Regions from separate parts of the Homo sapiens genome. Here region 1 is linked to region 2. Evidence: read pairs that join two places in POLR2A ChIA-PET (ENCODE). Cell type or tissue: MCF 10A. All regions are shown on one strand. Links, peaks and the distances in the headings refer to the core of each region. The heading gives the core; the rest is flanking DNA.

The links. ChIA-PET counts read pairs that join two places held together with the same protein. Peaks named below come from ENCODE experiments on the same cell type or tissue, not always from the same donor. Only the 100,000 strongest peaks of a DNase experiment are listed, where the experiment ranks them.
Region 1: POLR2A ChIA-PET joins it to region 2 with 6 read pairs; 6 of 35 experiments call an interaction of 5 or more read pairs at or near these places.

What each region holds. Positions count from the first base shown.
Region 1 is chr6:63,527,837-63,533,225 of GRCh38, forward strand. It overlaps a transcript of LGSN not described here and a transcript of PTP4A1 not described here. Among named protein-coding and RNA genes, the nearest start is that of PTP4A1, 42 kb to the right of the region's middle. In MCF 10A, for the core only: no CTCF peak of the experiment used is centred there; no DNase peak of the experiment used is centred there.
Region 2 is chr6:63,450,337-63,455,725 of GRCh38, forward strand. It overlaps a transcript of LGSN not described here. Among named protein-coding and RNA genes, the nearest start is that of PTP4A1, 120 kb to the right of the region's middle. In MCF 10A, for the core only: no CTCF peak of the experiment used is centred there; a DNase peak (open chromatin) is centred at 2,005.

The DNA.
Region 1 (5,389 bases), core at 210-5,209, 78 kb after region 2:
GGAAGAACATGAAAGGGTGACTCATAATTCCCAGCAGCAGTGCCAGTTCATGTGCTGGGATTCTGACCACAAGCCTAACAATCAGGTCAGGGAGTCAGATTTCTGTTGGATTTAGAAAAGCATCTATGTGTTTATGAAAGAAACCCACTGGATTTTTAATAGTTCTGCAGCTCTTGGAGGCTCTACATCTACCCTTTCTCCCCAGCCAAGAGCATGGCTATGGGAGAAGGAAGGCAGGCAGCAGGCAGGTAAGTGTGACTTCCTCACTTCCCCTACCTTCTCATCTTAAAGCCATAGAGTGGTTGCTGGGTAACCCACTCCTACATATATTGGTTCATAAAGCCTAGTGAGCCACTGAAATTCTTACTGATCTGTAAAATTTCAAACACACTAGTAACACAGACAGCCATGGTGTAGATGACTTGAGCACACATAGTATATTTTCTGCTCCCATTGGGCTGTTTGAAGAATAGCATTGGCTGGGCACAGTGGTGTGAACCTGCAGTCCCAGCTACTCTGGAGGCTGAGGTGGGAGAATCGCTTGAGCCCAGCAATTAGAAATCAGCCTGGGAGACACAGTGAATCTCTGTCTTTTTTTTTTTTTAAGGCCGGGTACAGTGGTTCATGCCTATAATCCTAATACTTTGGGAGGCCAAGGTGGACAGATCGCCTGAGCCCAGGTGTTCAAGGCCAGCCTGGGCAACATGGTGAAACCTCATCTCTACAAAAAATATAACAAAACAAATTAGCCAGCCATGAAAAACTAGCCAGGCATGGCGGCATGCATGGTGGTGTGCGCCTGTCATCCCAGCTACTCAGGAGGCTGAAGTGGGAGGATTACCTGAGCACGGGGGAGGTCAAGGCTGCAGTGAGCCAAGATTGCACCACTGTACTCCAGCCTGGGGGACAGAGTGAGACCCTGTCTCAAAAAAAAGCAAGGTTTAATATCAACTTTGGTGGCACCCTCCACAGAGTATTTATACTATAGAATATGTTTTATAAAAATATTTGGGAGGCCGAGGCCGGTGGATTACCTGAGGTCAGGAGTTCAAGACCAGCCTGACTAACATGGTGAAACCCCATCTCTGCTAAAAATACAAAAATTAGCTGGGCGTGGTGGCACATGCCTGTAATCCCAGCTACTTGGGAGGCTGAGGCAAGAGAATCACTTGAATCTGGGAGGCAGAGGTTACAGTGAGCCGAGATTGCACCACTGCACTCCAGCCTGGGCAACAAGAGCGAAACTCCATCTCAAAATATATATATGTGTGTATATATATATATGTATATATATGTGTGTGTATATATATATGTATATATATGTGTGTATATATATATATGTATATATATGTGTGTATATATATATATGTATATATATTTGCTAATAACTTTACAGAACTTTCATATAATTTAGACAGGTGTCTAGGTTCTCTGGAGTCTCAGAAAAATAATACCTAGTCTTTCTCTACATAACATTTGATACATAAAATGGTCTTATTGCAAGACAAATATCAGAACAAAGATCAAACTGCTTAATTTCCTACATCAATTCAAGCAGAAACTTTTCAATTCAATCTCAAACTTTTAGGCAAAATAATTGTCCAGATTACTTTGCTTCTCTCACTCCTGCTCCTCCTCCTTCACCCCTCCCTTGCCTCTCTTGTCTCTTTTTCTAACAACCTAGCCTTCCTTTTCTACCTCTCTCGCTTTTAATTCTCACCCCTTTCTTTCCTTTTGTAGAGGAGGGGCTTAAACTTTTAAGAAATTGCTTTGTTTGCTGTACTCTCTCAAAAGCTTGGTTTGAGCAGCCAACCCTGTTTGCATAAAATGAAAGTTAGAAAACTAAAAGTTTTGTGAACCAAGGGTGGAGGAAAAGGTTATGCATTTTATCACACAGTTCATCATCCTATCAGCCAAGAATGAGGTTCCGTTTTTCTGAGTAATCCCTCACCTACCCACATCCTATATTGGCAAAATACGTGCGTAAGAGGAATTGGCAGGAGCTATCAGAGAACTAAAAATTATCAATTAGGTGTAAAAATATGTCTGCAGTTACCAGTAAGTTAGTATTTTCACTATTAAAGAAATAGGATATTTTGCCATTACAAATAGTTATGTAATTTGTCTTTTCACCATTATTTAGGTACCTTTATAGAGTTATGAGTAATATTTCACTTTTTGACAAAAAGAAAATTAGAATCATGAAGATTAACTGTTTCTCGAGATAGGGCAAGGATAATAACAGTATAGATTTCTGAAAATGAGCCGATAGAAAATCAATCCAAAGAAACTGACAGAAGGAAGTCAAATTGGAACCATCCAAAATGATATAACAATGAAATGTGATCATTAAAACAGCCATGAAGTTAATTTACTTAACACTTTTTTTTCATACACTGGAGTCAGCAGATTATTCCAAGGTGAAGAAAAGGCATAGATGTAACCTTGTAAGAGGACAGCTGTGAGACACAGCTACAGACAAAGCCAGCCTGAGAAAAAGCACAAAGGCTGAATATTAAATTTATATGATGGTACTGGAAGGCAGCCAGGAGTGGTTTGCCCTGCCTTTTATTCCCAAATCTGTAGTTGGGATGGTACCATAAGATGCTCTAGGTAAACATGAAGGCTTAGACGCCCAGATGTAAATGGCTGCCTCATACAGTCACACAGGCTATTTACTGCACAACTCCAGTGGACGCCGTTCACATAGGCTACAATGTGAAAAAAGCCCCCTGAATTTGTGAACATGGAGGCCCTTCTGTGCTAAATCACTAGGGTCATAGGGAATAATAGAAAAAAAGGAGAAGATAAAATTGTATTAAACTATCATAAAGATTTTTTCAAATAAAACATATACATAGAAAAATGATCAGAAGGAAGTACATCAAAATGAAATTTCTAGAGGCATACCTGAATTCATTTTTTCTTATTCCTAGTCTTCTGTATTTTAACATTGAATAAATCAGCAGTTTTAAAATAAATTAACATTTAATAAAGTAGTACCTTAAAACATCCAAATTGATACTTTCTTATAGCTTCAATGCTATAAACTATCAGAGATGTAATGATTAGAATGGTTTCCATACCAATGGAAAATCCTTTAGAAAAATGAGCACTATTTTTCTACATTTGTTTGCATTTTAACCTAGCTTTATAATTTCAACTATTCAACTAAATATAAGAATGAGCTTTGCTTGTGAAAATTCTGATATTATAAATACTAGAGAACTTCTATATTGTGTGTCCAAAGATAGATCAGGTTTCAAGCACAGTTCCCTCAGTCTCCAAAGTCCTCTCAGTTCTGCCTGCCTCTTGAGTTGGTGTCCATCAAGATAACTGCAAGCAATGAGGGCTACCTGCTTCCTGGTTCACAGCCAATGGGCAGAGACTGTCCACCTCTAAACTAATCACAGACTAAGAAGAGGATTTGGTTTAATTAGTGGGGAATAGATGGAATGAAGGGCAAATACCGATTTGTGAGGCCTGTAACATTTTCAGTCTGGGGGTTCTCTTTAACTAAAACAATAAAAAATTTATTCCAAAAATGAACATTTATTTGGAAAGAAAAAACATAACAAATTATAATTTTTAATGCAAAATGCCTACATAGACATCACAAAATCCAGAAGAGATAATGTAATATTTGTATTAAGTTCCTGACCCATATCTATTATGCTTTTTTTTTTTTTTTTTTTTGTAAATGCAGTGGTGCCTGCCATCTTAGCTCACTGCAGCCTCAACCTCCTGGACTCAGGCAATCTTCCTCTCTCATCCTCCTGAGTAGCTGGGACTATAGGCACGAGCCACCATGCTTGATCAATATTTCATACTTTTTTGTAGGGATGGGGTTTTACCATGTTGCCCAGGCTGGTCTTAACTACTGGACTCAAGTGACCCACCTGTCTTGGCCTCCCAAAGTGCTGTGATTACAGGCATGAACCACCATGTCCAGCCTCCCATAACACTTTTATCTGCATGTTTATGGCCACATACACTTTTTTTTTTTTTTGAGACAGAGTCTTGCTCTATCACCCAGGCTCACTGCAACCTTGCCTCCCGGGTTCAAGCAATTCTCTGCCTCAGCCTCCCGAGTAGCTGGAATTACAGGCATCCACCACCATGGCTGGTTAATTTTTGTATTTTTAGTAGAGACGGGGTTTCACCATCTTGGTGAGGCTGGTCTTGAACTCTTGACCTTGTGATACACCCACCTCGGCCTCCCAGAGTGCTGGGATTACAGGCGTGAGCCACCACGCCCGGTCAACCACATACTCTTTGATTGCCTCTTCTTATGACAACTTTATAATAGTTAATAAAGAAAAAATTAGAAATAACAATTCAATCTTTCCTCTCACATATATAATTGAAATTGTTACTGAAATTTTGAAAACTTTCTTCTAGTGTCACAATTTATTATGAGTGAAGTCATACAAATTTTCAGGAATATTGTCAAATTTTGGTAAATCTCTATTAAGTTGTTTTTTGATCTTTTCCTATAAGATTTTCCACAGTTTAGCTTCTGGATTCATACCTCTCAAATCTTGAATCTCCTCTATGCTCACATACTACCAGTACCAGCCACAGGACCTGCTCATGGCTGCATACATCCTATGTATGGGTCAGCACAGCACAGTGGATGGTAGGACTATTTCTGGAAGCCTTTTCTATACCAAGGCAGCTAGCTGTACATGGAGGTAGGTGCAAACCAGGTAAATAAATGCCATTAAATCCACAAAAAAAAAATCTCCCCATTCACTATCCCCTTATTAAATCTCAAAAATGTCCTATGCCACTGTACAGCTTTCAACCGAAGAGCAAGTATGATGGAGGGGAGGAAGTTGGAGAGTGAAACAAAAATCAATCATATTATAACTATGAGAGTTAAAATATTTTATTGTTACAAATTTTCCAAAAACACATGAGCATGTTCAATCAGTATCTAGGCCCCAAAAGATTGAATTCTATTTGGGAATAAGCTACCAAAAAATATCGTCTGGAAAAAAAAATAGTGCACAATATATTTTTTGTTACACTGATCAAATTATATCTGCTTTTTAGCTAATCCATTAATAATTAATGTATTGCACTAAGGTATTACATACCCGATGTGAGCCTTCATCCTATGGCATGGGAAGGAGGGGTTAGTCACAGAAATATCACCAGACACTGCCTTTGAAGAGCTACTGACCTGACAGAGGCATCAAAATCTATAAGCATTCATTTTCTCCTTTAAGAGACTTGATAGATTAAAAGAAAACAATAAGGCTGGGCGAGGTGGCTCATGCCTATGATCCCAGCACTTTGGGAGGCTGAGGCAGGTGGGTCACTTGAGGTCACGAGTTCAATACAAGCTTGGCCAACATGGTTAAACCTGGTATCTACTAAAAAT
Region 2 (5,389 bases), core at 114-5,113:
GGCGACAGAGTGAGACTCCATCTCAAAAATAAATAATAAATAAATAAATAAAATTTAAAAATAAGCAAGGTGTGGTGGCAGGCCCTGTAATCCCAGCTACTCAGGAGTCTGAGTCAGGAGAATCTCTTGAATCCGGAGGCAGAGGTTGCAGTGAGCCAAGACTGTGCCACTGAACTCAAGCCTGGGCAACAAGAGCAAAACTAAACTCCACCTCAAAAAAAAAAAGAAAAGAAAAATAATTTTTTAAAAAACGTTAGTAAACATGTTATCTATGAACATAAAGGTAAATAAAAAAGCAAAAAACAAGAACAAAACAGCTAAAAATTGAAAAAGATTATAATGGTTTTTTTTTTTTAGACTGAGTCTTGCTCTGTGGCCCAGACTGGAGTGTAGCAGGGCAGTCTTGACTCACTGCAACCTCCACCTCCTGGGTTCAAGTGATTCTCTTGTCTCAGCCACCTGAGTAGCTGGGACTGCAGGTGCACGCCATCACACCTGGCCAATTTTTTGTATTTTTGGTAGAGATAAGGTTTCGCCATGTTGCCCAGGCTGGTCTCGAATTCCTGAGCTCAGACAATCCCCCTGGCCTTGGCCTCCCAAAGTGCTAGGATTACAGGTGTGAGCCACCACACCCGGCTGTAATGGTTTTCAAGAAAGCAAAAATCAAAAGGGACAGGGCACTCCTTTTTTATGTCTAGTAATACTATTTTAAATGTTTTCATTGATTAAAATAAATTTAAGATTAAAAAACAGCTAAATGAAAAAAAGACAGCTAAATGAAAAAAATCATACACTGTTGGTGGGAGTGTAAATTAGTTCAACCATTGTGGAAGACAGTGTGATGATTCCTCAAAGATCTAAAAATAGAAATACCATTGGACCCAGCAATTCCATTACTGGATATACACTCAAAGGAATATAAATCATTCTATTATAAAGACACATACATGTGTATATTCATTGCAGCACTATTCACAATAGCAAAGAAGACATTAATTCAACATAAATGCCCATCAAAGATAGACTGGGTAGAGAAAATGTGGTACATATACAACATGGAACACTATGCAGCTGTATAAAAGAATGAGATCATGTCCTTTGCAGGGGCATGGGTGGAGCTAGAGGCCATTATCCTTAGCAAACTAATGCAGGAACAGAAAACCAAATACCACATAGTTGTAGCTCTCACTTGTAAGTGGGAGTTAAATGATGAGAACACATGGAAACACAGAGGGGAACAACACAAACTGGGGCCTATTAGAGGGTGGAGGGTAGGAGGAGGGAGAGGATCAGGAAAAATAACTAATGGGTACAAGGCTTAATAACTGGGTGATGAAATAATCTGTACAACAAACCCCCATGACACAAGTTTACCTATGTAACAAACCTGCATATGTACCTCTGAATGTAAAATAAAAATTAATTAAAAAAAAAGAAAAAAGTAACATAAAAAATGCATACATATATCTTATGCATCAATTGAGATGGTCACACAATTTTTCGTCTGTTGATGTGTATTATTTTGATGGATTTAAAATTTTTAAACTAAATTTAAATTCCTAGAATAAACTCACTTGGACATGATCTATTACTTTTTATATATCACTGAATTTAATTCTGTAATAGTTTGGATTCCATTGATTAGAAGGAAAAAAATACTCTGTTAAGAATTTTTGCATCTTTGTTTATGAGAAATATTAGAATTTTGTTTTCTTGTCTTTTTTTTTTTTTTTTAAGGTCTTCATTAGAGTAATGCTGGTCCCATAAAGTGAGTTGGGACATGATCTCTCCTTTTTTATTTTCCGGAAGAGTTTGTGGAGAATTAGTATTTTTTCTTTAAATCAAATGTTTGGTAGGTTTCACCAAACTGTCTGAGCCTGGAGTTTTCTTTGTTGGTTTTTCGTTTGTTTGTTTATTATTCTTTATTTTAGAGACAGGATTGTCCTCTGTCACCTAGACTGGAGTACAGTGGCGCAATCATAGCTCACTGCAACCTCAAGCTCGTGGGCTGAAGCAATACTCCTGCCTCAGCCTCTGGAGTTGCTGGGATTACAGGCATGAGCCACCACACCCAGCAACCTGGGGTTTCTTTGCAGAAAAATTTTTCACTGTGACTTTTATGGATTTTATTAGGCTATTCAGATTTTCTGTCTCTTCTTGAGTAAACTCTGGTAGTTTGTGACTTCAAAGGAATTTGCAAAGCTCATCTGTTTTCAAATATATTGAAAAAAATTCATAATATATTTATTTTTTTTAAGTATTTGTAGGAAATGTAATGATGTCCCCGATTTTATTCCTAATATTGGTATGTTATCTTTCTCTCTCTCTCTCTCTCTCTCTGTCTCTCTCTTTTCTGTCAGTCTGGCTACAAGTTTATCAGTTGTATTGATCTTTGCAAAGAAGTAGTGTTGCATTCCATTTTTTTTCTTCTTTTTTCTGCTTTCTATCTTATTGATTTCATCTCTTATTTTTATTACTTTCTTCTTTATGCCTACTTTAGCCTTAATTTGCCCCTTTTTTTCTAGTATGTTAAGATTGAAGCTTGGATCATTAATGTGAGAACTTTCTTCTTTTTGAATATATGCATTTAATGTTATAACTTTCCAACCAAGTGCTGTTTGGGTCACACTAACAAATCCTAATAGGTTTTGTTTTCATTTGGTTTCATTCAAAATATTTTATAATTTTAACTATGGTATCTTCTTTGACTCGTATTTTATTAAAAGCATAGTGTTTAGTTTTTTAATATTTGGAGATTTTTAATATATCTTTCTGTAATTAATTTCTATTTCTATTTTCTTTTGGCCAGAGAACATACATTGTATTATTTTATCTCAATTCAGTTAAGTTTAATGAGATTTGTATGGCCTGGAATATGGTCTATCTTGGTGAATGTTACATTTGCACTTGAAAAGAATATGTACTCTGCTGCTGTTACATGGAGTTTTCTATAAATAAACAGATCATGTTGGTTGTCTTCTATGTCCTTTCTAATTTTCTCTCTATGTGTTCTATTAGTTACTAAAAAAAAGAGTTGATATATACAACTACAATTGTAGATTTATATATTTCTCCTTTCAGTTCTCTAAGTGTTTTACTTCAGGTATTTAGGAGCTCTGTTTTTAGTGCATATACACTTAGGATTGCCAGGTCTTCTTCAACTGATCCCTTTATTGTAATGTAATGTTCTTCATTACCCCTGGTAATATTTTTTATCATAATGTCAACTCTGATTTTAATAGAACCACCCTGCTTTTTTTTTTGTTTGCATGGTATATTGTTTTCTGTTCTTTTACTTTGAACAAACATCTGTCATTATAATTTTTTCTTTTTTTGAGACAGAGTCTCGCTCTGTTGCCCAGGCTGGAGTGCAGTGGCGGGATCTCGGCTCACTGCAAGCTCCGCCTCCCGGGTTCACACCATTCTCCTGCCTCAGCCTCCCAAGTAGCTGGAACTACAGGCGCCCGCCACCACGCCCGGCTAATTTTTTGTATTTTGTTTAGTAGAGACAGGGTTTCACTGTGTCAGCCAAGATGGTCTCGGTCTCCTGACCTCGTGATCCACCTGCCTCGGCCTCCCAAAGTGCTAGGATTACAGGCGTGAGCCACCGCGCCCGGCCGTCATTATAATTAATCCTCAAAACAATTCAATAAACTAGGTACAGTTATTATCCCCAATTTACATGTAGGAAAACTGATACAGAGCATTCAATACTGCCCCTTGCTGCCTCTCCATTCAGCCTGTTTCCAGAGCTTTTAGTGTTCTCCTGATGCTACTTCTCAAATATGTTCAGATTTTAATATTTTTAGTGTCTTTTTTATTCATTTACCATCTAATGTAAATTAAATACTCAAAATAATGTGTGTTTTTTCCTGTCACCGTTATGGGACCACAGTAAGGCTATTAGCATTTTGCATGAGGGAAGTTTAAATACAGATTGAAACACTTTTAATTTCCTTGGATAGGTACTGGAGAAAAAATAAATTCTTACCACATTTCTATGGACATCAATATTAAACCCCAGTTCTTTTTTGATTCCCAGTTGACTAATTTCAGCTTAAGTAAACTAGTAATTTAGTCGTTAACAGATAAGAGGCTTGAGGCCAGCTCTATACTAGAAGTTTTTACATTTTCTTTTTTTTTTTTTTTTTTTTGAGACAGAGTCCTGTTCTGTCACAAGGGCTGGAGTGCAGTGGCGTGATCTCAGCTCACTGCAACCTCCGCCTCCCGGGTTCAAGCAGTTCTCTGCCTCAGCTTCCCAAGTAGCTGAGATTACAGGCGCCCGCCACCATCCCCGGCTAATTTTTGTATTTTCAGTAGAGATGGGGTTTCACCATTTTGGCCAAGCTGTTCTTGAACTCTTGACCTCGTGATCCATCTGCCTCAGCCTCCCGAAGTGCTGGGATTACAGGCGTGAGCCACCGCGCCTGGCCCTACGTTTTCTTTTTTTCTTTTTCTTTTTTTTTTTTTTTTTTTGAGACGGAGTCTTTGTCTGTCACCCAGGCTGGAGTGTAATGGCAATCTCTGCTCGCTGCAACCTCCACGTCCTGAGTTCAAGTGTTTCTCCTGCCTCAGCCTCCCAAGTAGCTGGGATTACAGGCACCTGCCACCACGCCCGGCTAATTTTTGTATTTTTGGTAGAGACAGGGTTTCACCACGTTGGCCAGGCTGGTCTTGAACTTGTGACCTCAGGTGATCCAGCCACCTTGGCCTCCCAAAGTGCTGGGATTACAGGCGTGAGCCACCACGCCTGGCCAAGTTTTTACATTTTCTATAAGGAAGTTAGCCACAACATCCCACCAATAGAACCAACTGGATCTCAGTTACAAGGAAAAAACAAATAGCTCAGCGCATTCTGAGCTATGTGAGACATGCAAACTTTATCCAGTTCAGAAAGACAGGAATATGGGACTTCACTCTCCCTATCCTCCCACACCAGCACCCATGCCCAAGGGCAATTTCTGAAAGGGATTTTGTTTCTGACCAAACTGCCTCACCCATTATCTTCAGGTACCTGGCATTTGTGATACAAAGAACAATGCATAGCCAATCAATAGCTTAAGCTATTTTAATATAAATTCTCGTAAAACAACTTAGAAATCCCCTCTTCTTTTTTCATTTAAAAACTCATTTGTGAGTGGGGCGAGGTGGCTCACTCCTGTAATCCTAGCACTTTGGGAGGCCGAGGCGGATGGATCACCTGGGGTCAGGAGTTCAAGACCAGCCTGACCAACATGATGAAACCCCGTCTCTACTATAAATACAAAATTAGGTGGGCACAGTGGCATGTGCCTGTAATCCCAGCTACTTGGGAGGCTGAGTCAGGAGAATCACTAGAACCCGGGAGGCAGAGGTTGTAGTGAGCTGAGATCGCATCATTGCACTCCAG